3 separate regions of the Homo sapiens genome follow, and all the other regions are linked to region 1. Evidence: chromatin loops called from intact Hi-C (ENCODE). Cell type or tissue: heart left ventricle. All regions are shown on one strand. Links, peaks and the distances in the headings refer to the core of each region. The heading gives the core; the rest is flanking DNA.

Region 1 (8,000 bases), core at 1-8,000:
AAGAAACATCTATCAAAAAGAAAAGCAAAGTAACAAAGTCACAATAAAAACATTATTTCCTAGGAATACTTGATTTTTAAAAGCAGCATCAGCTACAGGCCAATATTTACACAAATGAAATTGATTCTACACTTTTACACTGTTGGTGGGACTGTAAACTAGTTCAACCATTGTGGAAGACAGTGTGGCTATTCCTCAAGGATCTAGAACTAGAAATACCATTTGACCCGGCCATCCCATTACTGGGTATATACCCAAAGGATTATAAATCATGTGCTATAAAGACACATGCACATGTACGTTTATTGCGGCACTATTCACCATAGCAAAGACTTGGAACCAACCCAAATGTCCATCAATGATAGACTGGATTAAGAAAATGTGGCACATATACACCATGGAATACTACGCAGCCATAAAAAAGGATGAGTTCATGTCCTTTGTAGGGATATGGATGAAGCTGGAAACCATCATTCTCAGCCAACTATCACAAGGACAAAAAACCAAACACCGCATGTTCTCACTCATAGGTGAGAATTGAACAATGAGAACACTTGGACACAGGGCGGGGAACATCACACACCAGGACCCGTCGTGGGGTTGGGGGAGGGGGAAGGGATAGCATTAGGAGATACACCTAATGTAAATGACAAGTTAATGGGTGCAGCACACCAACATGGTGCATGTATACATATGTAACAAACCTGCACGTTGTGCACATGTACCCTAGAACTTAAAGTATAATAAAAAAATTTAAAAAAAAAGAAATTGATTCTAAAGATTGAATTTCTGAAACTCTAGCAGCAAAGTAAGAGATAACTTTTTTTTTTTTAAGAGTTTCTCACTCTTGTTACCCAGGCTGGAGTGCAGTAGCATGATCATAAAGGGATAACTTTCACAGCAAAGGGCTTTCACAGCTTCCTTAAATCAGTGGCTTTCAATGTTTCTGACTACAATATACAGTATATATTTTACATTTTGGCTCAATATACACATTCATTTATAGAAAGCTTCACATATGATGCACCCTGATTTTTTTCCTATTGTTATTTTTAAAAGGCTCGTTGGAAAATAAGGGATGTAGAATGGTTCATAGCAGGCTGCAACGAACAGTTTGGGGAAAACAGTAAGGCAAATGAAAAACTGTAATATTTAGATAAGAGATGATAGAGATGTCAGGTAAAGACTTTAACAATAACCTATCCATCTGTCCATCCATTCATCCCATAAATTTTTACTGAGCATGTCTTATGTGCTAGTGTCAAGAGCTAAACACTTGGCAAGGAACTGGGTACACAACGAAAAAAAAAAAAGACATGAGACTGACATTATACAAATAAAATGCTATTTAAAAATATTTATAGCATACACTGGCATATGCTGGAAATAGGATTATTATACCGTACTCAGTATATTTCCAACTGAATATACTTTAGGATTTGAAAAATATTAATTCTCAAACATAACAGATACATAGCCAGGAAATAACATAGGTATGGTCAAGCTCTAAGGGAATATGTGAAATACAATTTATCTAGGCCAAGAGATGCCATACAAGTTATAATTTATGAGAAATCCTCCATGCTATTTCTGTACCTTCTACATGCTTCTGTTACTGCACATACCACTCTATGCAGTATTATTTTATTTATAGATCAGTCTCTCTTTCTAGAATATAAGCTCCATATAGGCAGGGGTTTTTTTTGTTTGTTTTTCTGCTTAGAGAGTGTTTGGCATTCAACCAATGTTTACTGCATGGAGTGGAAACTAAAGAAATAAAGATAGTATTTAAGTATTTAGGTGTATGTATCTAGAACATAAAACTAAAGTTCTATTTCAAACTAACCAATAACCATTGCCCCCCAAATAATCCACATAAAGCCTATAATGCAAAAGGTGGTAAAAGCACAGCATAAAATTGTCTTGAACTTTCACTAGCAAATTAAAAAGACATACAGCTAAAAGGTTTAACTTTGTAGTAAATATAAACATTACTAACAATGGACTACTATATGAATAAGAACAATACATAGTTAATACCTAAGGGAGCTGTTGTTGGGGTTTTTTAGGTCTTGGTGAAGTTTTATTACCCATTCTTGATACTCTTGTTTTTGGATGGCAGTTGATTGTTTTAATTCATTCGACCATTTATTTTCTAGGTCCTAAAAGAAACAGTATACCAACTGGTTAATTTTTTTAACAAAAACAAACAAACAAAAAAACAAAAGAAAATGCAACTGCATACCTAAAAGTCACTGTATTTCACTTACTTGCTGGGATTCAAAATGCTGAGCAGCCAGTGAATTTACATCTTGATCTGTCAGTGATTTTCCCAATTCCTGCATGACTTTTTCCATTTCAATACCTTGTCTAAAACACAAATAAACAAATCAGGGATATTCATCAAACTTTCAAGGTATATGATCCTTCAGATTCATCAAACAATCTCTATAAAGTGAAAATAAAAAATTTATTTTATAGAAATGTGTCCAGGAATGAGAATTGTAACTGGAAAGTACTTTAGAATCCTTGGAAATGGAGACTAGCCAATAACGATGATAGTGTCATATAATATCAACATCATTTGTGCAGCTAAATTTTCATCTAAATGTATTGCACAGACGAATGCAGTCAAAATCTAAGTTACCTTTCAATTACCATGGCTAATGTTAAAAACTCTGGACCCCTTTTCACCTGCAAATTTCCTCAAAGAAGAGGCTCTGCAATTTCAGCTTAAATGGATTTTCTATTTGTATATGAACTAAAGTGACTTCAACCTCTGAAAGTTAGTTTACATTATATCCAGAAGCAGACAATTAGATCCTGAGTCAAATTACTATTAAGTCATAAAATTTACAGAGAGACGTAAAATACAGTCTGAAGATGTTAGTCACACCTTCTGCATTTATCCAAAGAAATAATGTGCAAAAATTAAAAATGGTTTTTCCTACAGGAAAAATTAACCAATGGTGTTAGAAGTACAGATAATGGTTATTTATGAGGGAAAGGGTAAAGGACTAGAAGGGCATGAAAGAGGACTCTGTAATGCTGGAAATATTCTATTTCTTGATCTGGGCAATGGTTACATGGTCGTGCTTAATTTGTGAAAGTTTAATGAGCTGTACACCCACAGTTTGTTGCCTTTTCTGTGTGTATGTTATATTTTAATAAATAAGTTCACTTAAAAAATTGAAATTAAAGATTATCTTCTAATACAAATGTATGCAAAAAGTTTGTTCTAAAACAAATTTCTAACAAACTGGGAAAGAACAAAACACAGATATAAACTAAGAGGATTTTATCATCCTAGTTAATTCAGGTAAATTGCTCTTAAGAGTGAATTTTTGGCCAGGCGCGATGGCTCATGCCTGTACTCCCAGCACTTTGGGAGGCCGAGGTGGGCGGATCACCTGAGGTCAGGAGTTCAAGACCAGCCTGGCCAACGTGATGAAACTCCATCTCTACTAAAAATGCAAAAATTAGCTGGGCATGGTAGCGGGCGCCTGTAATCCCAGCTACTTGGGAGGCTGAGGTAGGAGAATTGCTTGAACCCAGGAGACTGAGGTTGCAGTGAGCTGAGATCGTGTCACTGTACTTCAGCCTGGGCAACAGAGCAAGACTCCATCTCAAAAAAAAAAAAAGGGTGAATTTATACTTATTTATAACACTGATTAAGATATATATATATGATAAATTAAATTCAAGCAAGTTACACATATATACATTTCTATATATACCTTCTGGTAGTAAATATTCAATATCACTTAAATCCCACTTAGTTCTAAGGCAGATGACTCCATTAACTTTTAATAACTATTATGGGTCAAATGAAAATTATGCTTGCAAGTGAGATTCTTATTTAGAAACAGAAATAACTGCTAACCATTTATAAATACAAACAGATATAAATATATATTACTATTTTACATTACACATGTTCCCTCTAGTGGATAAAAGGTATCATTGCCATTTTTAAAGTTTAAAGAAATATCTAGAATCTGGTTTGCTTAAAAAAAGAGCACATCTCTTGTGAAGAAAAAGACAGACAGAAATTCAACAAATAAAATTTCATGAACATTTATTTCATCCTAAATATGTCCAAAAGGCAACTAGCTAATCATATAGTTGATGATACAATATATTTTTTCTATGATTAAGATAGAAGAAAATTTTATTACGTCTCAGATGAAATACTAAATATAGCCTGGCTCAGTATGTGAGATGTGACAACTCTGGCAACCTATATATTATCTTGAAGATACTTTAAGAAAAAAAATCATTATAACTTGTATTATTGATGCTGTGCCGAGAAACTGTCTTTTAAAGATGTACAATGGCATTAAAATGAAATAAGAAAATGTGTCACTTCTGCTCATGAAATGGATAAATAAATTAAGCACCAAAATTTCGGGTCAACCTCCACAGACACTAGTGAATTTCAACTTACCTTAAGTCATACTGTTCACCTTTGCAATAAATATTACCTACCAGAGGAATACAGCTTATTTTTCTTTTTCAAGCTAGCGGTTTGGACAGGTTAAAAATAAATTACAAAACTTTTAAAACTAGATGAATTCAAGTATTATTTATATGTTTAGAAAGAAAAAAGAAGGCCAAACCCCATCAAGAAATATGGCCAAATATGATTTCAAACAATAAAATAAGTCAAAACAAACCTCTACTAAAAAACTATTCCATGAAAAAAAAAAGTATGAATACCAGTAAATGCAGGTAATTAGCACGTTAATTGAACTTCCCAAAAGATGAAGAATCATGTAGAACACAAATCTTCAGATTTAGAATAAGGAAGCATTATAGACTATTAATGGCTAGATATATAGTTTTCTAGGGGGTAGAGGCAGCAAACTATGCTGCAAGTTAGAGTCACTCAACAGCTCAATGAAAGTACTAGGAATGGAAGTATAGGGAGCCAAAATGGGAATTTATCAATATACCCAAAGAGGCAGAATGAGTATAGTCACAGAAAACCTGACGGCTAATAACAGATTCAGGATGACTTGAAGGTTATATTATTTGAAGGCCTAGGAGGAAAAATCAAACAAATGAAGTTCAACAGAAAGTAATTAATTAGTATTAGGTAATTCTACTTTTACGTATTTTTAAAAACCTAATTCTATATTTTGTTCTTCTTTTTAAACTATATTCACAATTTTATGGGCTACATAATAAAGAACTAGAAAAAAATTTTGTCTTCCCCAGGGAAATATGTTTCAACTATATACCTAGTGGCAACCACTCACTGCAGGTATCTCATCAAAAAGGAATAAACTGCCCCAATACAGCTGGTCAACAAACCAAACCTATAAACAGTGACAAATATCTCAAAACAGCATGTTCTTTTTGACAAAGAGATCATTCTAATATTTTACAAAGTATGAGAATAAGTGGTCCAGAGGAGTACAATTGTTATGAAAATTTACAAATCTATGCAATATAATAAATATGCTAATTTAGTACACAGAAGAGAGTATCCCTCAGGAACAATTATTAAATACATTTCCTTATTATTTTTCTGTACTTAAAATTTTCTTAACCATGACAATGCTCCAAAGATTATTCTCATCTTGCTAGCCTTACTGTATTCTAATGGGAAGCTAATGAGAACCAGGAACAAACCAGCACATCTTTTTAAATTTACTCCTTTGGGACTATTAAATCAGTTACACACACACACACACACACACACACACACACACACACACACAAACAAAAGTGATTTAGTCCTAATATACTCTCACAATCAAAGCAACACTAAAACTATTATCTTAATGGCATATACACCCAATGTCTTAAATAAGTGTTTTTAAGATAATAAATATTATTAGATTCTGCTAAATTACAATGGATTATCTAGAAGGACACATCCTGAATTCCTATCACAATTTATATAGAGTTACTAGAAAGCAGTCAGGGAAGCCACTTATTACTTTAAAATAAATAATGCTAGAAGTTTTTTACATACTCTGAAGAAAAGATAAATAATAAAAGCATTGTTTGTATACTGTGTTAAGTAATCCATACAGCAGGAATTCAAATCTAATTACAATTTCTTGGAACAATACTAGTGTTATTATTTTTTTCTAAGGTACTTGAGCGTACAAAATGAACTGAAAGAGCCATGGTCATAGTTAGAGCAGGGCAATACAGAGGTTCTGAATAGGGAGACAGAATGGTACAGTGGTTAACAGTTCTGAAGTCAGGTTTCCTGGTTTCAAATTCCAGCATGCCCTTGGACAAGTTACTTATTTAAGCAAAAACTTCTTCATCTGTAAAATGGAAATAATAGTAGGGTTATGGTAAAGATCAAATGAGATAGGGCATCCAAAGCAGTTTGCACAGTGCCTGGAACAAAACAAACCTTCAACAGAAGTAATCTATTCCTCTTATTAGAGATAAGAATATATAAGGCCCACCAGTATCATTTACTTAGTTAAACCACTCAGAAGGTATATAAACCTATGAGGACCCTCCCAGTTGTAGTTACACATTTAAACATACAAGAAAATTAATTTCTAATATTGAAGTTTTTTTTTCTATCTTATCCTTTTTGTAAAAAATAAAAACAAGTTGTTCTGCAGGCCATCTATTTGACAACGTAACATTTAATTCTGATAATGCAAGAAATTTGAAATACCTCTCTCGTAATTTTTTCAGCTCCACATCTCTTTCACCAATCAGTTCTGAGATACTAACAAAGTAATTATGTTCCAAATTTAAGAGAGTTTCAGAGGCAGGAGAATGAATTAAGTCATGGTACACATCTGCAAAATCTTCATCCCAGCTGGGTTCTTCAGGCCTTGCATGCTCTAACGTGGTCTACAAGATAATATACAGACAATCTTAAATCATGATCTAGTATTTTTATTTAACACACTACTAGAAAAGTATGTATGATTCCATTTTTGCACTTCAATGACAGAAAGACCCTCTTATATATATATGTGTGTGTAAATATATGTGTGTGTATTATACAGGATTGTCTAAGCACAGAAAAAAAAAATGTGGAGAGATACAGACTAAGTTCTTAATATAAGTTACCCGGAAGCAGAAATGAGAAGGAGGTACTAATGTGGAGGAAGGGATAGGAAGTGTCCACAATAAAAGCTTATGCTGTGACCTCATTTCTGTGAAATCACACACACACAGATGATCAACAAAATGCTAATGGTGGCTATTTCAGGACAGTGGGATTTCTGATAGCCTTTATTTATATTCTAACATACTGTATGGTAAAATAACTTGCATGCATTAGTTACATAATCAGAGAAAACTTTTCATTATTAAAAAAATACTGTTAAAGTAGGTTACATATTTAGAAAATAAGGTGACCTATGTGGTCACCTGCGAATGAAAGCCAAATTCATGCATACCTATATCAAGATAAATGTGTAATTATGCATTTAGTTTGACCTTTTCTAGTGTTACATTTTCTTTTTAAAATATCAGCAGGCTTTTAAGGATATAAAAATGGTAGCTATTAAAATGATGAAGGGACTGAGTAAACGCTGATAGACAAGAAAAGCAGAAACAGGGAGAAACAAAATGGGAATGCCCTCAGCACACACGAATACATCCAGGGAGGTACAGATGCCTATCCCAAGGGCTGCCTCCTCAACTCATCGGAGGAAACTGATACACTGAGAAGTCAAAGATCATATGACTTAATGGCATTAAGTGGAAATAAAACAAAGATTTTGATGTTTTTTCCATTATAGATCTTTGCAAAAGATACCTGTAAAAAAAAAAACTAAATTCTTCCCTTTTCTTACCCACGAAAATATTAAAAACTGGAATTTATAATATGACTTAAGAGTAATAATTTACCTTAAAACAAACAAACACATCACATAAACAGCTATCTTGAACTCAGTCAGTCAACAGGAAAACTTTTCTAATTTGTTCTCTTTCACTTCAATCAGTTGCCACATCAAAAGGCAGGAGACTAGCTGAACCTAGAACTACGATTTCATCTACTCTAT
Region 2 (10,618 bases), core at 1,383-9,382, 220 kb before region 1:
GAGTATTCTTTACCTCAGGTTTACTGGACAAAATCAATAACTACAAAAGGCAATGATTCACGCTTTTGTTTTCATAATACCTCACAACCGTACAGTTTCTGCTTGGGAGCCCATTCGCATGAGGAATACAGAAGCAGTGTGAGCAGGGCTGACTCCCTCTCAGGTGGAAGGCAGGGCGGTCTCACTCCCAGGGACCTTTTTGGTCATGGAGGCCATCGGGCTCCCAGTTAGACCCTGGTATCCTCATCATGATGGAAAAAATACATTGAACCAAGGGATCCTCCCTCCCCTTCAAGGCAGACGTTCAGTACAAACATTTATGCGGTAGGCTCAGATGTCGTAATTTGCACTTAGGTACCAGGTGTCAGGAAACAGACTAAAAAGAATTCCACCAGGCTGTTTGGAGATCCTCATCTTGGAGCTTTTTCAAAAGCGGGGCTTCATCTGCAAAGGGCCCTTTCATCTTGAAGTTTTTCCCCTCCGTCTTTCCCCTCCCCTGGCATGGACACCTTGTGTTTAGGATCATCTCTGCAGGTTTCCTAGGTCTGAATCTGCGAGTAGATGAACCTGCAGCAAGCAGCGTTTATGGTGCTTCCTTCTCCCTCCTCTGTCTCAAACTGCGCAGGCAAGCACTATGCAAGCCCAGGCCCTCTGCTGAGCGGTACTAAACGGTCGGGTTTTCAATCACACTGAATTGGCAGGATAAGAAAAATAGGTCAGATAAGTATGGGATGATAGTTGAAGGGAGGTGAAGAGGCTGCTTCTCTACAGAGGTGAAATTCCAGATGAGTCAGTCTCTTGGGAAGTGTGTTTAGAAGGGTTCAGGACTTTGTGAGTTAGCATGACCCTAAAATTCTAGGGGATTTCTGGTGGGACAATGGGTGGTGAATTCTGAAGTTTTGGAGAGGGAAGTGGAGCAGCCAGCAAGTAAGCTAGCCAGAGTTTTCTCAAGAGCCAGCTTTGCTCAGCACACTCTCCTGGGCCCCAAGGAGTCCCACGGAATGGGGAAAGCGGGAACCCTGGAGTTCTTGGGAATCTTGGAGCCTAAAGAGAAACCGAGGTGCAAATTCATTTCATGGTGACTGACCCTTGAGCTTAAACAGAAGCAGCAAATGAAAGAACCGGACAAATAAGGAAGGGCACAAGCCTACCCGACTCTATTTACAGTCTGTAACTTTCCACTCTTCCTGTAGTCCCGAGGCCCCTGGGTCCTTCTAGCTTTTCTCTTTCCCATCCTTGGGGCCTTGTGTGATGATGGGTGTGGGGCTGCCGATGGGAAAGTCGGGGGTTGTTAGGCTTTTCTGCCTGCTCCTGCTTAAACACAAGAAGGAATCCTGGATTTTGCCCTCTCCTTAGCTCTTAGTCTCTTTGGTAGGAGTTTTGTTCCAGAGGAGCTCTCCCCCTTGGATTTGAACTTGCTCTTTTTGTTGTTGTTGTTCTTTCTCTTCTTTTTCTTACCTCCCACTAAAGGGGTTCCAAATTATCCTGGTCTTTTTCTACCTTGTTGTGTTTCTATCTCGTCTTTACTTCCATCTGTTTGTTTTTTTCTCCATCAGTGGGGGCCGAGTTGTTCCCCCAGCCTGCCAAATTTTGATCCTTCCCCTCTTTTGGCCAAATCCTAGGGGGAAGAAATCCTAGTATGCCAAAAATATATGCTAAGCATAATTAAACTCCATGCGGGTCCATAACAGCCAAGAAGCCTGCAGGAGAAAGCCAAGGGCAGTTCCCTCCGCAGAACACCCCATGCGTGCTGAGAGGCGAGCTCCTTGAAGAAGGGGCTGTTCTTCCAGGAGGCCTTATTTTGAACTGCCTCAGGACCCCACTGGAGAGCACAGCATGCCTTACTACTGGGTCATCCTTGGTCTATGTGCTCTGTACTGGAGGCTCTGTTCTGCCTCTTATCAGCCAGGTCAGGGGCACACATGGCTTAAGTGACAAAGCCAGAGGAGAAGACAACCCTGACAGCATCACGCTGCATCCCATTGCTAGCAGGATTGGCAACTCTTCAGACGGAGCTGCGCTTCCCTGCAGTCTAGCACCTCTAGGGCCTCTCCAGACTGTGCCCTGGGAGCTCTGGGACTGAAAGGTTAAGAACATAAGGCAGGATCAGATGACTCTCTCCAAGAGGGCAGGGGAATTTTCTCTCCATGGGCCACAGGGGACAGGGCTGGGAGAAGAAATAGACTTGCACCTTATGTCATGTAAATAATTGATTTTCTAGTTCAAGAAGATAATATTGGTAGTGTGGGAATTGGAGGTAGGAAGGGGAGGAAGTCTGAGTAAGCCAGTTGGCTTCTAAGCCAAAAGGATTCCTCTTTGTTTATCTCTGAGACAGTCCAACCTTGAGAATAGCTTTAAAAGGGAAATTAATGCTGAGATGATAAAGTCCCCTTAAGCCAACAAACCCTCTGTAGCTATAGAATGAGTGCAGGTTTCTATTGGTGTGGACTCAGAGCAATTTACAAGAGCTGTTCATGCAGCCATCCATTTGTGCAAAATAGGGTAAGAAGATTCAAGAGGATATTTATTACTTCCTCATACCACATGGCTTTTGATGATTCTGGATTCTAAACAACCCAGAATGGTCATTTCAGGCACAACGATACTACATTCGTGTGTGTCTGCTTTTAAACTTGGCTGGGCTATCAGACCCTATTCTCGGCTCAGGTTTTGAGAAGCCATCAGCAAATGTGTACGTGCATGCTGTAGCTGCAGCCTGCATCCCTTCGCCTGCAGCCTACTTTGGGGAAATAAAGTGCCTTACTGACTGTAGCCATTACAGTATCCAATGTCTTTTGACAGGTGCCTGTCCTTGAAAAACAAAGTTTCTATTTTTATTTTTAATTGGTTTAGTTCTTAACTGCTGGCCAACTCTTACATCCCCAGCAAATCATCGGGCCATTGGATTTTTTCCATTATGTTCATCACCCTTATATCATGTACCTCAGATCTCTCTCTCTCTCCTCTCTCTCAGTTATGTAGTTTCTTGTCTTGGACTTTTTTTTTTCTTTTCTTTTTCTTTTTTTTTTTGCTTTAAAACAAGTGTGATGCCATATCAAGTCCATGTTATTCTCTCACAGTGTACTCTATAAGAGGTGTGGGTGTCTGTTTGGTCAGGATGTTAGAAAGTGCTGATAAGTAGCATGATCAGTGTATGCGAAAAGGTTTTTAGGAAGTATGGCAAAAATGTTGTATTGGCTATGATGGTGACATGATATAGTCAGCTGCCTTTTAAGAGGTCTTATCTGTTCAGTGTTAAGTGATTTAAAAAAATAATAACCTGTTTTCTGACTAGTTTAAAGATGGATTTGAAAATGGTTTTGAATGCAATTAGGTTATGCTATTTGGACAATAAACTCACCTTGACCTAAATTATCTGGCCGTTTTTGACTTATTTATAAACCAGCAGTCCTCAGAATGGAATACACTTGTCTCATGTCAGAACTGTTTCATGCCGCTGCAACATTTGGCAGTGGCATAAAAGACACATTCTAACCTGGAATGGAATCTACATGTGCCTCTGTGTTATGGCGGTACAAGTCATTGTTGACATTGCTAGGGGACGAGGGGTGCCTATGCAGCCAGCTTATAAGCTAGAAGCCTCAGTCCACCTTCAGAAGGTGGGTACATCACAGACACTATGACTGGTCCTCAGAGGATCGTCCCTGATTGTTGCCAGCTACTCATTCTGGGCTGTGAGGAAGCATCTCCTGGCATGAGAGGTACCAGAAGCCTGCGGTGCCATCTCCAGAGTCTAGGGAGTCTCTGGGAACCCTGCCCCTGCAGCTTTCCTGGCTCCTGCCTGCTGTTCTTCGTGGCTCCCACCTGATTTCTGATCCTTCCTGCACCCCTCTTCTGAGACACAGGCCACAACTACCTTTGCTGGAGTCTGGAGAAGCAGAGCCTGGGAATGGGATGTGACAGTCTCCGTACTGCTGAAATGAATTGCCAGGCCCTAGGCCCAGCTGCTCTTGGACCTTAGCTCAGACCAGCTTCTTTCCCGAGAGTGATGGGTGTGCAGAAGACAAGGGCCTAATGAACACTTTTTTGTGTGTTTTGTTTAGAAACAGGGTCTTGCTGTGTCCCCCAGGTTGGAGTGCAGTGGCACAATCCCAGCTTGCTGCAGCCTCACACTCCTGGGCTCAAGCAATCCTCCTGCCTCAGCCTCCCAAGTAGCTGGGATTACAGGCGCCCACCACCACGCCCAGTTAATTTTTTTATTTTTTGTACAGATTTTTTGTATAGCTTTGTTGCACAAGCTATAACAGACATTTTGATGTTACTGTAAAATTAATTTTTTCCAAAGTTCCTTGTCTGGAAGTCATCGAAGGCTGTTTTCCATTTTAATTCTGACCTGAGTTGTAAACAAGATTTAAAACTGGCCGTTGGGGAAGTCCAGATTAAGATATTCCAGGCTGATCTCAAGTAACTTCACTTAATAGGACTTTTAAGCTTACAAGGACCCTAGAAATTCCCCTTTGTTCCCATTCCCCTTGACATCCGCCATTCTTAGCGACAAATGGGGGTAACTTTTTTCTTGGGTTTCTGCCTAGTGAAGTCTGCTGGCCTCCTGGGAGTTTCAAGGGCCTCTGGTTGCCATTCTTAACCATCCTTGGAATTCTCTTTGGCATGACATAATGTCCAACTGGGTTCCTCTCCCTCCCTTTCCCTATCTTTTTGCTCTGTAGGATCAATGCTATATCTGTTTATAGCATGACAACTCCACTCCCTCTCTCAAATGCCACCCAGCAACACTGCTGGGCTTCCCCCATTCTGAACAATGGATGTTTTAAGGGCGGGAAGAGCAGATGAAGCACACAGCCGAGCAGTGAGAAATCTGACTGTCCCATCTACGCTCTTTCAGACCCAGATCATCTTATAACTGGAAAATCTCAAACTTGGAAGTGCCTTTCCTGAAAGTGGCCATTAAAAATGCAATGAAGACCTGGAAATCCCCGATCTTTTGTGCGTGTTCAAGGGAGTGCTTTTGTATCTCTAATGACTTTCTAAGATTTGGAGCTTTTATTTAGTATGCAGAGGTATCCCCAAAATTCACCTTCCCAGTTGGCTTAGCAGTAATACTGTCAAAATACTGACACGAAGCAAGTACTCAAAAGCTGAATATTACACCAGATTACTTCCCTGCTCTCCTGGCAATTACAGCAACAGCAAAAATGCTGTGGACAGAGTAGGGAGATTCAGAGTATCAAGGTAAGCCTAGTACTCACAGCCGATGTGTTATGTGGGGCCTGTACTGAGCCTTTAAGGAAAAGCACAGAAAAAAACAGGACACACAGGCCTATGAAATAGCAGAGAGAAACAACAGCAAATGCAAATGAGTCTGGGGGGAAATCGATGCTAAGGTGTGGGAGGGGGCCCTTGCAGAGGAACAGGTTTCCTCAAGCAAGTGAGTTTTAGGAAAACACTTTTGTTAGGAAGATCATGTGGGTCAGCATAGTTTGGAAACGGAAACAGAGTGTGACCTTTTCCAAAAATAAAAGGGATGGGAAGTAATTTTTTTTTAAATGAAGGGAAAATATTCCACACAATTTAATAGATTTTAAACAATATAAACACAGATGTTAGGCTTGTGAAACAGGATAAGCACAGCCACAAACATTGATTTGGGATTACCACCCACCTAATTTCTCATGAGGCTTAAAGAAAGAAGGCTGGACGCTTCAATATGACTGGTGGCTTTCCTTGTCTTTGGGCTCTGGGGGCCTCCCCGTGCTGGAGGGGCGGATTCCATCCGCTCGGACCACAGGCTCAGTCAAACAGAACTGGGCGGCCTGAGAAAGCAAGACCAGCGCCCCTGCCTCTGTCTCATTGTCCCCCTGAAGCTTTGAGTTTATGCTTCAAGCTTTGAGTTTACTCATTATTATGGTTTCTTTCATGCTGATTCGCTCGGAGGACCCTGGCCCTTCTGCTGCGCTCACCGCCGCCGCTCTGGTAAATGACTGTCCGCATGGTTTCAACATGCAGTTCTTCCTGCGAAGTCCACTAGGTGGTACTAATGCCACGGACAGGATCACTCACAAGGAAACCCAGAGCCAGCCGGGTGTAGGTTGCCTCTGCCCTGCACGGAAGGGAACACCTCCCTCCAGCAGACAGCACTGGAGCAGCACCCCCGCCTCCGCCATCTCCCCAGGGCAGCCTGGGGAAGGAACGTCAGGCCTTTCCCGTCCACACCTGGCGCAGTTCCCTCACCTGCTTCTCTCACTACCGCCACATCGTGACTCCATCTGGGGTGGCTGGTGCTGGTTCATCACCTTCCCTGACTCTTCAGTGACTAATCCAGAGATGGCACACTGGCAGCTTACAGACCAAATCCAGCCTGCAGACATAATTAGCTTGACTCCCACAGTGATTGAAACTGTCTTGGATTTACTTGCCAATACAAGATGAGAGCTTTCACATAAAAGTCAGGATTGTAACGACTCTTGGGAGATTTAAGTCCTGGCAACCACAGGCCCGCGAGGCCGCGAGGGCTGCAGCTGAGTGTGACTGGCCCCTTTCTCTACCCTCTGCCCACCCCACAACCGACTGAACCCGCTGCTCTCTTTTACGGCGCCTGCCAGTCGGCTTAGGGCTTACAGCTCTGCAGCCTAACCTGTGTCTGTTTTACCTCCCTGGCCAGGAAGGAGGGCCCAGTAAGTCCCAAGTGGAGTCATCCTCCTCCAACCCTCTCCACCACAAACAGACCTGGAATACTTCTTTCAGTTTGTGGACCATAACCTCTCCTTCTCAGACGAAGAAAGACCGTACTGCCTCAGTAAGCATTAAGATCTCTTTATGTCTTTATGAGTTTTTAGTTATCAGATTACCCCGGGGCTGGGCCAGATTTTTGAAATTCCTTTGAGATCCCAACATTCAGCCCCACGCCCAGGTCTGCAGGTAGGCCCAAATAAGGTGGGGTGGTAAAGATCTGCTTTTTGTTTTTTGGTTTTCTTTTCTTTTGTTTCTGGAGATAGGGTCTTCCTTTGTCTCTGAGGCTAGAGGGCAGTGGCGTGATCACAACTCACTGCAGCCTCAACTTCCCAGGCTCAAGTGATCCTCCCACCTCAGCCTCCCAAGTAGCTGGGACAACAGGCATGCACCACTACATCTAGATTGTTTTAAAAAATGTGTTATAGAAACAGTGTCTCACTATGTTGCCCTGGCTGCTCTCAAACTTTGGGCCTCAAAAGATCCTTCCCACCTCAGCCTCCCAAAGTGCTGGGTTACAGGTGTGAGCCACTGTGTCCAGACAGCTTTTCCTGCTTTTGTTTGTCTGGAGAGTCATTTTTAGTGCTCCTGGCACCATGGAGATTCCATGAGAAGACAAACCTGTGAGATTTCTATATTTGTTGAAAAAGTGCAAATCTCTGTGGCTATGTTTCGGTCAACCCATTCACTGAAAATCGCTACTCTTCATCATCCCCTTCCCACACAGGGCTCCTGGGCACTGCTCGTTTATTCAACAAATGAGGGCTGGGTACGTGCCTGGTGCTCCGTATGGGACCCCTCATTCAACAAATGTGTCTCAGTACTTGCTTTTCCAGGGATGAGATCTCTGCTCTCCTTGATCTCAAAGGCTAAAGACAGAGACAGATAAAAAGACAACTGCTACTTGGTGGTTGGCCCAGAATACAAGTGCTCTATGCTCTGCTCTGGAATGCCCCCCCGGCCACCCACTCGCTTTGTAACCTTGGGCTCATTACTTAGCCACCCAGCAACTCACAGTAAACTCAGTGACTTAGTTTTTTCATCTGTGAAATGGGGTTTTGTAGTTTTGAAAGAGCTTTCCACAAGCCTCTCCTATAATCCTTTTATAACTCTGGTGAATTTGGTACCTTGTTTTGTAGCTAAGTGAATGGAGGGTCACACGGCTCACTTGGCTTATCACAAAGAGTTAGGCTAGGACTGGATCCCAGATGTGTCTGAATTCAAATATCATGCATCTTCTGCTACACTGGGCTACTTTATTGATCCATATTTTGCTTACTGAGCATTGAGCTGAAAGAGTGAGACTTTTAGCCCAGTGTGGGCAGGAAGGTTGCAGGGGGTGGGGGGGGTTGGATGATGACATCACTTAGTGAAATCATCAGGGGATAGTTTTTTAATGAAGACAAAGTCAATGAAGAAAGTAAAGGGCCTTGTCATCTAAGGAGGAGTTTGTCAGTGAATGTACACCAAGGAAGTAGCCTTTTCTTTCCAGCGTCTTTGCCTTGCCCCTTGGCTGTTCTTCATGCTCATTCCATTCAGGTTATAAATGCGTTGCTCATAAACTCCTGGGAAGGAGCCATGGGTTCTGCTTTCCTCCCAAATCCCCAAACCTATGTCAATTAAAACAAGAATCACAGCCAGGCGCGGTGGCTCACACCTGTAATCCCAGCACTCTGGGAGGCCGAGGTGGGCGGATCATGAGGTCAGGAGAACAAGACCATCCTGGCTAACATGGTGAAACCCCATCTCTACTAAAAATACAAAAAATTAGCTGGGCGTGGTGGCATGTGCCTGTAGTCCCAGCTACTCGGGAGGCTGAAGCAGGAGAATCACCCGAACCCAGGAGGCGGAGGTTGCATTCAGCCGAGATTGCGCCACTGCCCTCCAGCCCGGGTGACACAGCAAGATTCCATCTAAAAAAAAAAAACAAAAACAAACAAACAAACAAACAAACAAAATCACATATCTAGTTTGTCCCTATTCTTCAGGGACCCACGAATATCTGTGTTATTATTATTTCTCCCCCAACGCTCCCTCCTTCCCCCACCAAGCCCAGAGAATCTCAGTCCAGAGGCAGGGAAGCCTTGCTTGTATCATCAGCCTCCCAAGCCTTTGCTATTTAAAGATTCCTTTTGTTATCCTATAGGAAGAGATATTCTTTTTCTTGGTTTTTCGTGGCCACCTTCCTTGCCCCGAAAAAAGGGACACAGGAGGAAGGGCCCAAAAACGTAGAGGAAAAATACTGTAGGAAAAAATGCTGATTAATATTTCCAAAAATATTATTTTACCATGGATGCAATGGCCTGAGGCCCTGCAAGGGTGAATGCCACACTGAGGGTCACCCAGCAATGTACAAATGAACAATGAAGGACAACTGCTGGCCTCTGCAGGCTTCCATTCATTGCTCAGCTCTGTGAGCCTCTGGACATCTTGGTGAATACCCTCAGAAAATCTTGAAGCACCACAGGTTTTAAAAGCAGTCACTCACTTATGTTTTTCATATGTCACTGTAAGCTCATCATGAAGGGACTATGGAAGATTTGCTTCCATATGGCACTGCCTAGGTATTAGGGCCAGGACACCTAGGATTTTAGGGCCTAGCGGTCTTCTCTTTTCCTTAGCATTCTGTCAGGGCTCTGGCAAGAACAAGAGGATTGGCCTTTCTAGCCAATGTCCCCCCCAGTGCTTGCTACTTGCCTGGAATATTATGGACTGTATCATACATTTCTGTATTACATACAATCATTGTGACAGAGTCAGGATGCTGTGGTGGAAAAAGGCTTAGGTAATAAGATGATCTGACTTTGAATCCCAGGGCTGCCACTTAGCTTTACAAGCTCTGAGTCTCTGCTATTCTTTTATAAAATCTCTCTGGATTATTAGAAGGATTAAATGAGGTAGTCTATGTAAAGTGCCTAATACATAGAAAGCTTTAACAAGAATCAGCTAGTCTGAACATATGCAAACACACCAAGGACCGTGTTCATTGCTTTTGAAGGCATTGTAGATGCAATGTTATTTTCCCAAAAAGTCAGGGGTGGAGGTGGATATGGGTTTTCTGTGGATCCTGATGAGACTACTATCAAGAGCACAGCAGTGAAACAAAAGCATTTACAACTCTCATAATATCCCCTTGGTGCTGCCGCCCTTCTTCCAGACAGCAATGAACTTGGGCTTGGGGAGCGTTCTCTTCCCCACTAAGTAACAGGCTAACAGGCAAGGCATGAAAAGGGATTAGAGGATGCATGTATTCAAATAAAGGGGAGTTCCCCAGAAGCACGGCAGGCTGAGAAGGCATCTTTCGACTGTCCATCAGTAGGAAAGCTGTTTGACTGGCAGATATAATTTTTTTGGAACCAGCAATAATGGGGAGCTATTGGTGACAGATGTCAGATGTTGGCAGAGCAGCTGCCAAAACAAGTCTCCCTCCACCTTCAGACATCAAGCTGATGGGGACTGGGAGTCCCTTCGCACTTGGGTCATTGGTCACATTATTATTTCTCAGTCGCTGGACAAAGCAGATGGTTTACCATGTATTTGTGATTTTCTGTTGGCCTAGAAATTCTGTTCTTCCATCAGGGTACAGCATGTAATCAATTATGACAGTGGGTGGTGCAAGAAAATCCCTGCCAGTAAAAGCCCAAGACTTTCTCTTTTATTAAGTCTGCATAAACCACTACAATTTCCAACTTCAAAGCAATAGAAGAAAAAAGCAAAGTAGTGGTGTTATAAATAACTTGGGTAATCACAAAAACCACAGTTCTCAGTTGGTCCCAAACACTCTCAGTCTGTACTATCTGATGTCAGTTTTGTCTGTCCATTTTTATTCTGAAACTTAAAATCCTCTTGTCTCTATTCTAGTAAGTCTTAATAATATACGTATATTTTTAGACAGAGTCTTGCTCTGTCA
Region 3 (9,286 bases), core at 18-8,017, 110 kb before region 1:
AATGATTCTGGATTCAGAAGCCACAAATGACTCAAGTGGAAACCAGGCATCAGTATTTTTTAAAAGCCCCACAGGTGATTCTTAAATGCAGCCAGGTTGACAACCACCACCCAGGTGATCTCTGTGGTCTCATACAGCAAAAGCTTCCAAATTTTAGAGCTAATGGACAGCTGAATAACGAACGGCACCTGCATTGCAATCATTCTTTCCGGTTTGTAATGGACCTCTGAAGGGATACTTGTAGGAATGTACTTATTTTATAACTGATGATGGGCAAGGATGAACTTTTTAAAAAGTTCGGAGGGCCTTGATTTCAACTTGGGCCGTCTAGCTACATTAATCCTTTTCCATGTGGGGTTGTACCCATGAATATGCTTCTTGTGACCTGGAAAATGGTATGGCCAGAAAAGTATAACCGGTTTAAGAAAGGCTTGATAATTTGGTTAATAATGCAAGCAAGGAACTTTCAGGAATAATTCTCTAGCCCATCAAATCATCTACGCACCCAAAATCTTTACTGAATGGCTGCTTTTTCTAGAAGATGTTGTCCCAGGTGAATTCTTTTAGATTGCTCTGGGAGCTCTCTCGAGCTCCTGTCAGAGAGATTCTACCGAACAGAGAAAGCTACGCTTCCATGCTGGGATCGCTTTTCTCCTCCTCTGATATTGTTAATGGCTAACAATGAAGATAGCGTGGATCCACCTTCTCTTCCCACGCGGGCACTTCTGTCTCTGTAGTGTCAAAATAGTAGCAGCTAAAGTTGATGAAGTTCTTACTGTGTGCCAGGCATTGTGGTTTTTTGGTTTTTTGTTTGTTTGTTTCAGTTTTTTAAAATAGTTTGTATTACCTCCTTTTTTTCTTTTTCTTTCTTTTTTTTCTTTTCTTTTCTTTCTTTTTTTTTTCTTTTTTTTTTGACAGAGTCTCGCTTTGTTGCCCAGGCTGGAGTGCAGCAGTGCGATCTCAGCTCACTGCAACCTCCACCTCCCAGGTTCAAGTGATTCTCCTGCCTCAGCCTCCCGAGTAGCTGGGACTACAGGCACACACCACCATGCCTAATTTTTGTGTTTTAAGTAGAGACGGGGTTTCACTATATTGGCCGGGCTGGTCTCAAACTCCTGACCTCAAATGATCCACCAGCCTCCGTCTCCCAAAGTGCTGAGATTACAGCCGTGAGCCACCATGCCCAGCCTGTATTACCTCATTTAATCCTCCCAACCACTCTAGGAAACAGGCTGTATTCTATTATTACTCTGGACTGAATATTTGTGGCCCCTCCCCACCCAAATTCATATATTGAAATCCTAATCCCCAGTGTAATGGTGTTTGGGGTGGGGCCTTTGGGAGGTAACTGGGGTTAGATGAAATCCTGAGGGTAGAACTCCCATGATGGGATTAATTCCTTTATAAAAAGAGGAAGAGACACGAGATTACTTGTGAGAACATAACTGGGAAGAGGACCCTCACCAAGAACCTAACCATGCTGGCATCCTGATCTCAGATTTCCAGCCTCCACAACTGTAAGAAACAAATTTCCATTGTTAAAGCCACCCAGTGTATGATATTTGTTACAGCAGCCTGAGCTGACCAAGACAATTTTTTATTTGTTTGTTTTGGTTTTTTTGGGGACAGGGTCTCTCTCTGTCACCCAGGCTGGAATGCAGTGACGTGATCACAGCTCACTGCAGCCTCAAACTCCTGGGCACAAGTGATCCTCCCACCTCGGTCTCCCAAGTAGCAGGGACTACAGGTGCACACCACCACGCCCAGCTAATTTTTTGTATTTTTTGTAGAGATGGGTTGCACCGTGTTGCCCAGGCTGATCTCAAACTCCTGGGCTCAAAACAATCCACCTGCCTCGGCCTCCCAAAGTGCTGGGATTACTGGTGTGAGCCACCTGTAATTTTTATAGGCGAGTAAACAAGGACTTGAGAGGTTAATTAACCCGTGCAAAGTCACAGGGTTAAGAGATGAGAGTCAGAACACCACCCCAGCTCTCCGGCCTTGCCTTGGGTGCAGGGACTGGGCACTATACTCCTTGGTGTCCTCCCACGGCAGCTAACAGTGCTGAGCACACAGTGGCACAGAGTCAGAAAATGAACTGGGGTGGGCTGAACGGAAAGGGAAAAGAGCCTGGCTGTGGGTGAACTCCCTCACTGGCGAGACTTCCAGAACAGGTGCACCAAGGCAGCTGTGAGCAGCGTCCTGAGAACTGCTAAGAACTGAGCAGGTATTTGGGATATGCTCAGCCTCCAGGGGAGATGCAGGCTTGTTGGCCCCTGTCGGTTCTTTCCAGCTCAAGGATTCAATATTCCGTTGATTCCTAGAACTGTTGGCTGAAAGGGAAATGTTTACGATCAACCACAGCACGCTACTAAATGTGACAGGAATTGTGCGCGTGTTTGGCCTGATGCTTATCTTGTGGGCTAGCCGGTGACAGGCAACCATTTGCTAGCATGTCATCAGCTGCACAGGGCTTTCCCCAGCAGCTTCCTTTCCAATTATTCACAGCTACTGTAAGGGTGGGAGAATGAGGGCACACGGGGGAAGGGAGCTGTCTCCCTGCAGCCATGGACGACGAGCACAGAAGGAGCATGAGCTGCTCAGAGCAAGTATGATTTCTGGGGCTCTCAAAATGTCTGTGTTTGCCCTTTGTCCTTGTTCTCTCTCCAATCACTTAAGCAGATAACTCCTACAAATGCAGGTGAAGTGAGGGTAAGCAGAATCTGTCACTCCATGGCTAGAGCAAAGAAATTACTAATGCACGTCAGGAATATTCACATACATCATTTGACCCTTAAATCCACACTGTGCAGTTGGTACTATCATCTTCATTCCATATAAGTAAATGAAACTTGGAGAGACCAACTGACTTTCTACCAGCTGGGCATGGAGCTGAGATTCAAACCACATCTTCTCTATCTATTTCCTATTCTTTTCACTTACATTGATATGCTTAAATTTGTAAGGATAAAGAACAGATATGGGGAAGGAAGAGCAGGAAGGAAGAAGTTTCTGAAGGGTGCAGAGGGGCGTCGGGGAGAGGTCTATCAGGTGAAACACAGGACACCCAGGGAAACTTGAATTTCAGAAAAAGAATGAATTTTTAAAAATATAAATAAGTACCAAATATTCCATGAAAGCATACTTGTACTAAAACATTTTTCATTGTTTATCTGAAATTCCATAATTCAGGTATTGTGTTTCTATTTGCTAGATCTGCAGCCCTACGCAAGGAGTATGAGAAGATCCACAGTAAAGGATCCTGAGAGCAGACTTCATGGAATTCAAAGTACGCGGCCAAGCTAAGTCCACATTTCTCTCCCCAGTGTGTGTGTGCACGAGAAACCATGGCATGTCTCAGGTCTGGGGTCTGGTTGTGTGTCCCGAGTTGGTTCCTTCTGGTGGGTTCGTGGTCTCGCTGACTTCAAGAATGGAGCCTCGGACCTTTGCGGTGAGTGTTACAGCTCTTAAAAATGGCACAGACCCAAAGAGTGAGCAGCATCAAGATTTATTGTGAAGAGGGAAAGAGCAAAGCTTCCACAGTGTGGAAGGGGAACCTGAGCGGGTTACTGCTGCTGGCTGGGGGTGGCTAGCTTTTATTTCCTTATTTGTCCCTGCCCATGTCCTGCTGATTGGTCCATTTTACAAACCCGTAGCTAGCTACAGAGCGCTGATTGGTGCATTTTTTTTTTTTGTTTGTTTGTTTGTTTTGAGACAGAGTCTTAGTCACTCAGGCTGGAGTGCAGTGGCACAATCTGAGCTCACTGCAACCTCTGCCTTCTGGGTTAAAGTGATTCTACTGCCTCAGCCTCCGGAGTAGCTGGGACCACAGGTGCCTGCCAGCACACCTGGCTACTTTTTTGTATTTTTAGTAGAGACGGGGTTTCACCGTGTTAGCCAGGATGGTCTCGATCTCCTGACCTCGTGATCCGCCTGCCTCAGCCTCCCAAAGTGCTGGGATTACAGGTGTGAGCCACCGTGCCTGGTCTGATTGGTGCGTTTTACAAGCCTCTAGCTAGCTCCAGAAAAGTTCTCCAAGTCCCCACTGGACCCAGGAAGCCCAGCTGGCTTCACCTGTCAGTTGGAGGGAAGGAGAGAGGGACCTAAGAATTCAGTGTGCTGCCACAGCAGGCAACCTTGATGACATGGTGCTAAATGCAATGAGCCAGACACGAAAGGACAGATGTCGCATCATTCCATCCATGTGAAGCACCTGGAATACGCACATTCATAGAGACAGGTAGCGGAATGGTGGTTTTCGGGGGTTGGGGGTGAGGGGCAATGGCGAGTTAGTATTTAATGGGGCAGAATTTCAGTTGGGGAAAATGAAAAAGTTCTGGAGAGGGATGGTGGTGACGGTTACACCACATTGTGAATATAGGCAACACCACGACACCGCAGAGTTAAACAAGATTAAAAGTGCAAATTTTATGCTATGCATATTTCATCACAATTATACACAGAAAGATTTCAGTTCGAGGTCCTGCCCTGTCCTTAAAAGAGCTCTCTAGAGAGCAGCAGCCAGCTCGCCCCCGGGTTGCCCTGGACATGAGAAACACAGAAATACACATGAAGCTCAGGCTTCTCCTGTTGCTCAGCATCCAGGGTGCAGGGGCCAGGCATTCAGCGCCAGCCAGGAGCGGGAGAGGTTTATGTGGCTCGGTGGAGGTCACACTGCAGACAGAGGCTCAGGGAACCCAAGTCTCCCAGCCTCCATGTGGGGCTCATTCCTCTGCCTTAAAGGGAGAGGAACACACAGCCCTCCTGCTGCTCCTCCTCCCGCTCCAACCCGTGTAATGAGCTAATCTCCGAAAAGAGCTTAGAGCTCTTCTCAGAAAGATGCTCTATAAATACAGCATCCTCTTGCTAACCAGGACTCCAGGGGTGAGGAACAGATCACTGGAGGGATCCAGATGGGGGGAAGGGGTCCCTGGGGGACTTAAATTTAACCCCAGAAACTGGGCTCAGGTCACTGGCTGCGACAGCCCTGTGCGCTGTCCCCAGGAGAAACCATCCGGAGAATACTGTTTATTCTTTGTAATTTAGGGGCTTTCCCTGCCCCCAGTCACTGCCTAGGAGGATCATGGATTAATATGGGCTTTTGGATAGAATATGAATTTTTATCAGCAGCTGTTAGGACATCTTCCCTGATCTTTGCTTTAGGGGCCCAGGCTCTGCTAAATTCAGACCAGACAGAGTTAGTTGCTTCTCAGACAGACCTTACAAGGAAGCAGCAAGGCCAGAGAGGCGTGGGGTAAACAATTTCAATGAGAGTTCTCAATCTGCCGTGGGCACACGTCACCAGGGGCTTCTGAGAGCTTTTGCTCGACCTTCTCCAGTTAAACAAACTACTGCAGTCCTTCTCTCCCCGTCACCCCAAACTGCACTTTTAATAACAAATATTTTATAACACTATCTTTACTATTTAAAGTGAAACTGATGGTCAATATAATAGTACCTACACATATCACTTAAAAAATTAATATAATGCCTTAACTGTAGAGAAAAAAGGGAGCAGGTAACTTAAAAGATTGTATTTCAAGATCTAAATGCTCAGGCACAGCCACATTAAGACAATGGAGGATTCAGATGCTCATAGTTAGTTGTAATGAATACATTTGGATTTAAGAATGGCAAGAAAGTGTTCCACTAAAAATTATGTGCCGTTTTTGACATTTGAGATAGGATTAGGTATGTCTGTGTAAATGCATATAGTGAGAGAATCACTGCGATTGTGAGAGCTACAAATGTACTGATAACTGACGGGTTATCATGCTAGGGTTTTTCAAAGTGGTGCACTGTGCTTGAAAGGTTTCACACAAAATACAGACTTCCCTAGATTTATACCCTCGTTGGGAAACTTTGCGTTTTAAAGCGACAGAGAAAAACATTCTCTGCTTTATGTAAAGCAGTTTGATTCTAGGCTCAGATTTATAAACAGGTGTTCTACCTACATGACATTCTGAAAGCTGAGCAATTGCAGGACAATTCTTCATGATGGAGACTGTCCTCTGTGTTGCAGATGCCTCTCATCTGTGGCTTCTGTTCACTGATGCTAGCAGCATCCCCAGTCACTGTGATAACCAAACACCCTCCCGAACTGCCGAAGTGCTCCATCGAGATCCACCGATGCAACAGGGCTGAAAGTGCCTAGTCCTTACAGAGATGTTCCTTTCATTTCATTTCCTTTCTTTTCCTTTCCTTTCCTTTCCCTTTTCTTCCCTTTTCCTTTTTTCCTTTCATCTTTCCATATGATTCTAAGAAGTGGGATCCAGGAAAGGCAGAAAATAACTCTGTCTTCCTGTGTGGAGTGGCTCAGGAAAAACCAGATGAGTCGACTATGAGGGAACACTAGGGCAAAGGCCCTAAAGATCTTACTAGGAATCCATTTTCTAAAATCATTATATTAAAAAGATAGAGGCACTCATATGTTTATCGTAACAGTATTCACAATAGCACAAAGATATGAAATCAACCTAAATGTACATCAGTGGATGACTGGATAAAGAAAATGTGGTACATGTGCACGATGGAATACTATACAGCCATAAAAAGAATGAAATCATGTCCTTTGCAGCAACATGGATGGAACTAGAGGCCGTTGCTTAAGTGAAACAACTCAGAAAGTCAAATACCACATGTTCTCACTTTTAAGTGAGAGTTAAATAATGTGTACACATGGACATAGAGTGTGGACTGATAGAAATTGGAGACTTGGAAGGGGGACAGTGAGAGGTGGTTGGGCGATGAGAAATTACTTAATGAGTACAATGTACATTATTTGCATTATGGATACATTAAAAGCCCAGACTTTGCTACTAAGCAATATATCCATTTAACAAAATCGTGCTTGTACCCCTTAAATTTAATCTCCTAAGAATCCATGAACAGTAGGGATTCTCATAAGAATCCATTTTCTTTCTTTTTCTTTGAGACAAGGTCTCACTCTGTCACCCAGGCTAGAGTGCAGTGGTGCAATCACAGCTCACTGCAGCCTTGAACTCCCGGGCTCAGCCTCCCAAGTAGCTGGGCTACAGGCATGTGCCGCCACACCCGGCTAATTTTTCCACTTTTTGCAGAGACGAGGGTTCACCACATTGCCCAGCCTGGTCTCGAACTTTCGGGCTCAAGCAATCAGCCTGCCTTAGCCTTCCAAAGTGTTGCGATTACAGGTGTGAGCCATGGCGCCAAGCCAAGAATCCATTTTCATTCAGACTTCTGTAAGTGATTTACACTTCACACAACTCTTTCCAGCGTATCATCTCATTTGAATCTACACACTGATTCTGCTTGGTAGGCAGGGCTGGAATATAAGCTGCACTTAAGAGATGAAGACATAGAGGCAGAACGAGCTTAAGTGATTTATTTATCCAAGGTTATTCTCTATCTCATCCCTGTGTATATTTCCTTGCCAGCCCTCCCATGACATGCAGTAATGCTGTACTGTTGCCTGGGAAACTCATGGATGTGTCTACTCTCTGTTAGGATGAAAGCTCCCAGCAGACAACAGTCCGCTTTCTCTCTAGTTCACTGTTGTTCACAGGCACCAGCATAGTTGTTTAAAGCTAGTAGGTTTAAAATAAATATTTATTTCATAAATGAATTAGCAGCCTCCTTGCTTCCAATCCTTTATCCTCTTCATAGAATTCTCCTCTTCAAATAGTCGAATCACCTCATGCCACGTCATTGCAAAAATCTACTGTGGTTCACTGCTGTGTAGAAGATAATTTTAAGCTGCTTAGCTTGGCATTCAGGCTCTGTCTTCAACTTCCATTCCGCTCTGCACCCATAAATGCCATCCATACTCCAAAACAGCCTGCATCACTTGCCATTAGCAGCTAACATTGATTGAACACTTACTGTAGGCCAAGCACTGCCAAGCACTTTGCGTGTATTATTCTATTTAATCTTCACAAGGACTCTGTGAAATAGGCACTATTGTCTCCATTTTAATGAAAAGGGAAACTGAAGCTTAAATAACTTACCTAAGATCATGCAGCTCTTGAGTGGCACACCTGGGACTTGAACCCCCACCTTTCTGCCCCCAAGTGTGTGCACTAAGTCCCACGTTAGGTTGAACTTACTTTGCCTTTACACCTTGGCTGGGGCCCGTGCTTGGGTTCTTTGCTCGGGCTGGGATAACCCTTTTCTTCTCCATGTGCCTGCCTCCTTGCTGTCCCTGCCTCAGTGGCCTTTCATCCATGAGCCTTCCCATCCTACCTACTCTGGTGAGCCACTTTTTCCTCTGCAATACAATGCATTCTGATATAAAGCAGTATTAGCTGGGCAGGAGACTGTCCTCCACAAGGGTCTGTGAGCTCTTTTTAGGCAAATACTATAATTCATTCTTTATTTTTTAAAATTACTTTATTTTTAAATTGAATAATTGTACATATTCAAGAATAATTGTACATGTTCATGGAGATACATGGTGATGTTTCAATACATATAATAGTGAATAAATGAGAGTAATTAGCATATTCATCATCTAAATTTCTATCATCTGTTTGTGTTAGGAACATTTAACATCCTGCTACCTATTTGAAACTACATAATACGTTGCTGTTAACTATAGTCATCCTACAGTGATGTAGGATACTAGAACTGATTCCTCCTACCTGATGGGATTTTGTATCCTTTAACAAACCTCTCCCTATCCCTCTCCTCTAAAATCAGCATCCCAGTCCCAACTTACAACTGGTGTTCAGTGACTCTTTCTTAGACAACTCAGGATGAAGTTTAGTGATGACATTATTATTAAGGAAATAGCCACAAGGGGGCAGTACTAACGGGTCTGAGAATGGATTACCCTCCCTGTTCCACCTGGGAGAGGGATGTTCTGCTCCAAAGACCCTTCCAACTCACACGATGGCCCTGAGGGGCAGATGAACCAAGGTCTAATATAATGAAGTGTGCACAACCAAAAGGTAAACAGCAATGGGAAGCGTGGGAGGAAAATTGGAAGAAAGTTAGAAAAAAACACAGTTTTTTGGAAGCTCTTGAAAACTTTTGGAGTTTTAAAAATGTTCGGATAATATAGGGAATATAGTTTTTTTTTCTTGCAGAGTGTTATTTGGTTTTCTTCATACAACATTTACAACTTTAGTTCCCTAAACATAATTTTGTTAGCAAACTAAGAAACACATAACACATTCCGTGTTATTGAAGAAAACTCACATTTACGTCCATAAAGAGGGCTAAAAATAATTAATGCTATTTTCTACTGTGCTTCCTCAAATTTTCTATTTTTCTTTCTCCACCTTCCTCCTAATTGTTGTTTATGGAG

What was found. Peaks named below come from ENCODE experiments on the same cell type or tissue, not always from the same donor. Only the 100,000 strongest peaks of a DNase experiment are listed, where the experiment ranks them.
Region 2: it touches region 1 in a loop (5-fold over the local background); 40 of 110 quality-filtered maps call a loop at or near these places.
Region 3: it touches region 1 in a loop (3-fold over the local background); 58 of 110 quality-filtered maps call a loop at or near these places.

What each region holds. Positions count from the first base shown.
Region 1 is chr12:4,523,214-4,531,213 of GRCh38, forward strand. It overlaps FERRY3 (FERRY endosomal RAB5 effector complex subunit 3), which reads right to left. Exons shown (of 14, transcript NM_020374.4): 4 at 6,656-6,837; 5 at 2,271-2,370; 6 at 2,041-2,162. Among named protein-coding and RNA genes, the nearest start is that of FERRY3, 11 kb to the right of the region's middle. In heart left ventricle, for the core only: a CTCF peak has its summit at 3,950 (motif pointing left); no DNase peak of the experiment used is centred there.
Region 2 is chr12:4,301,982-4,312,599 of GRCh38, forward strand. It overlaps CCND2 (cyclin D2), which reads left to right. Exons shown (of 5, transcript NM_001759.4): 5 at 1-3,372. Among named protein-coding and RNA genes, the nearest start is that of TIGAR, 14 kb to the right of the region's middle. In heart left ventricle, for the core only: CTCF peaks have their summits at 6,008 (motif pointing right) and 6,215; a DNase peak (open chromatin) is centred at 6,070; H3K4me3 peaks cover 234 bases; H3K27ac peaks cover 3,389 bases.
Region 3 is chr12:4,412,908-4,422,193 of GRCh38, forward strand. No RefSeq gene overlaps it. Among named protein-coding and RNA genes, the nearest start is that of FGF6, 28 kb to the right of the region's middle. In heart left ventricle, for the core only: no CTCF peak of the experiment used is centred there; a DNase peak (open chromatin) is centred at 4,613; H3K27ac peaks cover 1,328 bases.